Linked DNA regions of Homo sapiens: region 1 is linked to region 2. The links are chromatin contacts, found by Hi-C or POLR2A ChIA-PET in ENCODE. All regions are on one chromosome and are shown on one strand. Each heading gives the region's core, a stretch centred on a gene start or an enhancer-like site at or near the end of the contact. The rest is flanking DNA. Distances are from core to core; before and after follow the strand shown. Region 1 holds the start of CALCRL (calcitonin receptor like receptor). Region 2 overlaps CALCRL (calcitonin receptor like receptor).

Region 1 (3,262 bases), core at 19-2,518, 44 kb after region 2:
TCTATCAACATCATTTAAAATTTGACATCAAACTTTCTCCAGCAACAAATTTGTGATATATCTACACAAACAATTTATTAAGCAGACATTAGTTTCTTAAATTGTTCAGGACAGTCTGTACTATCGGAATGAGCATTAACAGATGTTTTATCCAACATTTCAGTAAGTTCCATCCTGGAAATTCTTTTTTAATAAATACTTTAATTTCTTTGTTTAATCGTCTAATATACTTCTTTGGGAAAGCTGTCACGTTTCTTTATCCACAGATATCGTGGTATCACACCCCCCTCCAAAAGCTTGCAGAGGGGAACCAGTCAAGTTGAAGTATTCTCTTAAAGATTTCAAAATTAAGAATTGTTTTAAAAATCTACATTTCCTAAACTCTAGGTTTTTTTTTTTCTTTGTAGCCGACACCATGATCCAAATAAAGAGCAAACAGTTCAGGGTTAGCAGAAGAGAGATTTAAACACATCTGGCAACAATGAACACAAAAATTAGTTCAGTAGTTACAGATATATGTGTAAATAAAGGTGAAAGGCAAATAAAAGCAAATGTAATAAATACAAAGTGATTACTTTTCAAAACTCTGCATTATGATCAACCACAGAGTAAGTGAGACTCCGAGACCCATTAAGTAGTTATTCTTTCACCTCTTTCTTACAGCTGATAACATGGAAAGTTTAAAGACCCTTCCGGGGGGAGAAATGTTTTCCAGTTGTCAAGATTCAAGCTTAGCTAATATTAGAGCTAATTTTAAAAGACATTGTTCTGTGATTAAGGTATTTGTTCAGAAATATGTCTTTTAATCCATTTAGATTTTTAATACTTGCTAAATTTATTTTCTAGAATACCATGGTAAACAATATTATCTAGTAGTATTAGATTTTGTATTCATGTTGGGGTAGTAGGCTGTATTTTCTCTAGCATGTGAAATAAGTGAGACTATGTTTCAACATTATTTCAGTGCTATCTACTAAATTCTATAATAGAAACATTGCCAAACTATATGAGAATACTACTTAGAATAAATATATTTATTTTGAATGTGCACTTACCCAGTCCAGCTCTTAAGGAAATTCTTTGTGAAATATTCTCAGGATGGAACTTTACTTTCTGAGATTCCGCAGAAGAGATTTACCCACAAGCAAGGTGGGAAAGAGTGAAAGCTTTGCAATGTGATCCTGCAATTAGGATGAGATTCAGTTAGCAGAGCTTGATGGTCCTAAAGCAGGAGGTGACACTCTCTGCTGGAGAGAGAGAGGTTGTTCTGAGTAGATTGTAAGTGTTGTCAGATTGTAAGTGATCAGCAGCAGAAGGGAAACATCAGAGCTTCCTGTTACATCACTCTGACCCCGCCTGCAGTTAGTGTTAGGTTACTTTCTTTCTCAAATAGCATACCCCAGGAAAGCAGCACTCCTTTCTTATTGTGAGACAAGAGCAAGAAGCAGCCTGAACAGAGAGAGATCATAGGCTGTGTGAATACATTGTTACCAGTAAAAAGCTGGCTGGCTTTCACCTTGACTGAGTTCTGTTAGAACTTGCCAAACAAGCTACTTGTGATTTGAAGGAAATCTGAATATAGTATTCTGCTCAAAGAATCAAAGGAGTTAGGCGTGTGTGTGTGTGTGTGTGTGTGTGTGTGTGTGTGTGTGTTGAATTATAGCTTACAAAGTATCCAGGAAAAAAAATCTAACAAATCTGTGTTCATAGCACAACACAGAAAAAAAAATTAACTGTATTCATCATAACTGGTTTTGTGATTTGGCTCTTCTTAATTTGGAGCTCTGCTAATTGGGTGCTGTTCCTCCATCAGTTCCTAAGTGCAGTTCCTAATCAGTTAATTAGATCAAGAAACTTTATCCTGCAGTTTTTAAATCTTTTATTTTTTCCTTTACCTTCTTCATAAGAACATGAGTGTATGTGTTATAAATTCAGGTTGTGTATGTGTGTGTATAGAGTGTTTCTTTTATAATATATAAGTATATATATTTGACAAAATAGCCTTTTGAATAATTCATAATTTTAAAATTATTGCACACATTTAAAAATATTTGGTATAATTATGTTATTTATAATATAAAATAATTTATACCACAATATTTGTAAGTCAATATAATCTTAAAGAAAATATAGATGTTGTAAACATAATATTATAAAATAATATAAATACAAAGGATACTTTATTTCTTAGACAAAATTTCATCTCAAAGCATAGTTTTTCCTGAATATGTTTAATACATCATTGGATATGATCAGGGGAAAATGTAAATTTAAAATGCTTTTATCATTTTTATAATTTGGTAAATGTTCGATATGAAGCAATAATTATAATCCCTATAACCTAAACAGCACTAAAAGTCACTTAATTTATCAGGGCATAAATTTTCTCATCTATAAACTAGAAGAGATAGATTTTATGTCTAAGGCTTTGAATCGACAAATTTCATAACATTTTGAAATAGATAAGATACGGTGAGGATCATTCAACTCTTAGTAAATTGTTAGTGCAATTCCAGGATAAAATGAGGTGCCATACACCTTGTAGGCAGACAAAGGAGGTAAAGGCAAAATAAATTCAGGAATATCATGTTTTTAAAGCAGGGTGCTCATGTTGACATTTTTATTGTCTGAATTAGTGGAAGAAAATGTTTATACAATCTTTGATTTTAAGACCAGTGAGATCAATATTGATTACAAAATACAGACATATAAAAAATAGATATACTTTCATCTCTATAATTATGGTTAATAGAAAAGACTTGTAAGAAACTGAGTTACACTGGTGAACCGGTTCTGATACTGTCTGGTGTGATCTTGACAAAGCTTTTTAGGCTTCATGTTCCCATCTTGAAATTCAGAGAAAAACAAATACTAGATTTAATATGAAAGTAATAATGGGTCATGTCTTCTCATCTTCCATGCTAAGTGTAATATATGAATCCTATAAAGAGATTAATATATAGTTTTTGAATTTAATTAAATCATGGAAAACTAAAACTTTTCCCAATATGTTTATAAAAGCATTGATATTTTCGTCTTTCCAAAGATTCATTTTTCTTTCTTTCCTTCCTTCCTTCCTTCCTTCTTTCTTTCTTGATGGAGTTTTTGCTCTTGTTGCACAGGCTGGAGTGCAATGACGCAATCTCAGCTCACTGCAACCTCCACCTCCCGGGTTCAAGCAATTCTCCTGCCTCAACCTCCCAAGTAGCTGGGATTACAGGCGCCCGCCACCACACCCAGCTAACATTTTGTATTTTTTTGT
Region 2 (3,055 bases), core at 347-2,846:
CAGGATACATGAGATGAGAGATGAGGCTTTCCAGTAAGACAGAAAAGCAGATTAATGGTACTTTCTGTTGTACTGAGGAGTTTTGATTTAATGCTCTAGGATAGATATTTTCATTTTGAATATCTACTCTGATTTGCTGGTAGTGGCAGCCAGAACTGCTACACTGAGCAATGTTAAAGTTAATCTAGTCCAGTGAATCAGAAAGAGTCTCCTGAGTCATTAACGATGTCTGCCATGGCAGCATCCTGAGAAGGAATGGCATGTATTCCATATATTTGCTAATGCTGTTGCATAAAATGAATAATAATTGTAGGAAAATTATGCAGTAGAGCCATATGACAAAATTTTCATTTTAGAAACATGAAATATGATGGTATTTGGAGGTGGGGCTTTTGGGAGATAATTGGGTTTAGACGAAGTGATGGGATTAACATCCTTATGAAAAGAGAAAGAAAGAGATAGGCAATCTCTCTCTGCATGCACCAAGGAGAGACCATGTGAAGATACAACCCGGAAGAGGGCCCTCACCAAGAATCCAACCATGCTGGCACCCTAATTTCAGACTTCCATGCTCCAGAAATGTAAAAAATAAATGTTTGTTGTTTTACCCACCAAGTCTATGGCAATTTGTTACAGAAGCCTTAAACTGGTATGATGCAGAAAAATATTTAAAAGAGTTATTTTAAAAGGTTTCGTGTATAAGGATGTGAGAGCTTGGCAAGTGCAAGTAAAGTAAATGGATTCCTGAAATTCAATCATGGGTATCTGAGTGGGTTCCAATCACTACTATAGAGAATACCATAGAATAAAATGGGTGGTGGGGAAATACCTGAGTGCAGTTCTCACATCTTGAAGAAAAAATTGTCCAGGAGGGTTTTTCTGCACAGTTCTGTAGATCAGCAAAGGAGGGCCTTGAAATAGAAGTTTCACGCCCATCGTCATAGGACACATTTGCAGTTAAAGAAAGGTGACATTTTGTTTGGAAAGGCAGTATGTGCTAAAACATGTATTGGAATTGAATTATAACATATTTCAAAACATTCGTGTTTAAGGAATTCAAAGTTAGTAACAAGGTGAACTGGATAAAGGGCAGAGTTTGCTAGGTACAAGGAACTAAAAGTACAAAGGCATGGGTACAGAAGTGAGTGCAGCTGTGTAACTAGAGGTAAAAGGACAGGCCTGTGAGAAGCTTGAGGTCTCTGGGGAAATTAATAAGTGGAAACCTGGAAATGTGACTTCAGTCATTTACTAGACAAAGTACCATGAACTGCTGTAATTTTACACATACCAAACGCAGCTTATTTTTAATCATTTACTCCTCTGACTAAGTCTGGGTTATAATTTAAAAATAGATCTTCCAGTGTAAAAGAAGTTGCACAGGAAGGAGATCCTTGCTGAATTAAGCTGTGCTTAAGTGAGAACTGCCGCTTAAGAACAACACGTTCCCTGTGAAAAAAGATGGCAAATCCATTTCAGTGAGCCTAACCTTTACCAAGTGCTATTATCAACTCAATTGTATGTTTTTTCCTGTTTCACAAACATGTTCCCAAAAGACTTTTAAAATAGCTTTCTTTCCTGCTAAATTGTTGTGCCAAGCACTTTTTCTGATTTGCACCCTTAACTGGACCAGGATGTGTTAAAAAAAAATGCCCCGTCATGCTTGACAGAGTTTAATAGACCTTAACAACAACAGCGAAACATTTTCCTAATGTGACTGTCCCTCCCTCACCGAATCTTAAGATGGTGCATTTTTATCAAAATATAAAATACCCTGAAGAAACTAAAGAAGCAATAGTGTCTTAAAAAGTTACTCTATTAAATAAAAACATCTAGTGAAAAATCTGTCCACCAAAGTAAGATTTTGTTTTCCTAACAAAGAGAAAAATGTCACTACAGAAAATAAAGTTTTTTATAAAAGTTCAAATCATCTAAAAAATTAATGATATGAAATGGTTCCCTAGGTATCTTATAAACACTTTTATTTATTTTTTTTTTTTGTAGAAAACACAACCATAACATCCTGGGGTCTATCTTGGTCATTTCAAAATGAATCCCATGCACTGCTGGAGTATTTTTCTCAAACTGCAGCTTGGCTCGTAGTTTACCGTGTGTGTCTGTCTTTCCAGTGAGGAGTTTCCTTACTAAATTCTTTCTGAGCTGCAATAACAATGGCAATCTCAAAAGAAAAAAAAAAGACGACGAAAGTAAGTAAAAAAGAAACAGCATCTGATGGACACTGGTGGAGGCTATGGCTAGAAAACTCACATGAATGAGGCTTTCTGGAGCAGGAGTCAGTATGGGTATCTGAATAGTATGCTGCTTTAGACAGCAGATAACAACAATGAAAAATAATAGCAGTAGGGACTTGTACCAGAGGAAAAAAAAGATAGAGCAGTAGGAAGCGAGACACAGGGCAGAGAGCACAGGTTTCACACGGAGCGACTCTGAGTTTGGATACTAGGGTTTGGATACCAGCTGTGGAACTGCAGTATTTCCTAACTGGAATGCAGGCAGAAACCTAACCTGTAAGCTTTACCTTCTGTAGCTCTAAGATGGGGAAATACATGTCTCATAAGTATATTGTGGGGGTTAAATGTAATAACCCACACAATTCCATATCACAAGGACTAGGAAGTGATAACTGCTAAGTAAGTGGTGGTCTCTCCCCTGCAGCAGAAATGGAATGTCTTGGTTTGGTTTAATTGGCCTCAGTTAGAAGACTTATAATTTTGAGTAAAATTATATGTGAACATTTAACAATGCCAACTTTCCCAGCTTTCTGTAAAGGAGGCTTTGTGAGCTCATGAACACATGGTAGGATTTTAACATATTTTAGCGTGAATAAGGATGGGCACTGTCTCCAAAATCACTTGTTTTCTCACCAATACTAATTGTCTCTGTATGCATAACACTCTGCTTTGTTACGGAGTACCTTTTAAATATATATTAACCTTCCCTTCTAAGAGTGGTAATAAACACCAGTGTTAAAGTCTCATCTTTTCTCATCATCCCGAGGACAGTATTGTTAAGGAGGTGAAGACATTTATGTCTTGTC

The links. A loop is a pair of places that touch in the nucleus more often than their neighbours do. ChIA-PET counts read pairs that join two places held with the same protein, here RNA polymerase II (POLR2A). Pooled maps may share reads with other maps.
Region 1: a map of endothelial cell of umbilical vein shows a loop between it and region 2 (7-fold over the local background). The contact joins the promoter of CALCRL here to the enhancer-like site in region 2. A Hi-C loop is called at or near these places in 11 of 168 maps with a recorded cell type or tissue (MCF 10A, Right ventricle myocardium inferior, endothelial cell of umbilical vein and 3 more), 3 of 37 single-sample maps with no recorded cell type and 9 of 50 pooled maps. POLR2A ChIA-PET finds 5 or more read pairs at or near these places in 4 of 52 experiments (GM12878, OCI-LY7, activated T-cell and 1 more).

What each region holds. Positions count from the first base shown.
Region 1 is chr2:187,446,984-187,450,245 of GRCh38, forward strand. CALCRL (calcitonin receptor like receptor) reads right to left here and starts at 1,269. Exons shown (of 15, transcript NM_005795.6): 1 at 1,056-1,269. All of the region lies in intron 2 of CALCRL-AS1 (CALCRL and TFPI antisense RNA 1), which reads left to right.
Region 2 is chr2:187,402,520-187,405,574 of GRCh38, forward strand. The region is part of intron 1 of CALCRL (calcitonin receptor like receptor); the gene reads right to left. The region is part of intron 2 of CALCRL-AS1 (CALCRL and TFPI antisense RNA 1); the gene reads left to right. Among named protein-coding and RNA genes, the nearest start is that of CALCRL, 44 kb to the right of the region's middle. RefSeq lists silencers at 2,029-2,229, 2,969-3,055. Within about 2 kb of position 1,597, at least 2 of the 41 ENCODE cell types and tissues checked have a DNase peak (open chromatin) inside an H3K27ac peak, as active enhancers do; they include endothelial cell of umbilical vein, where a contact is called at or near this core.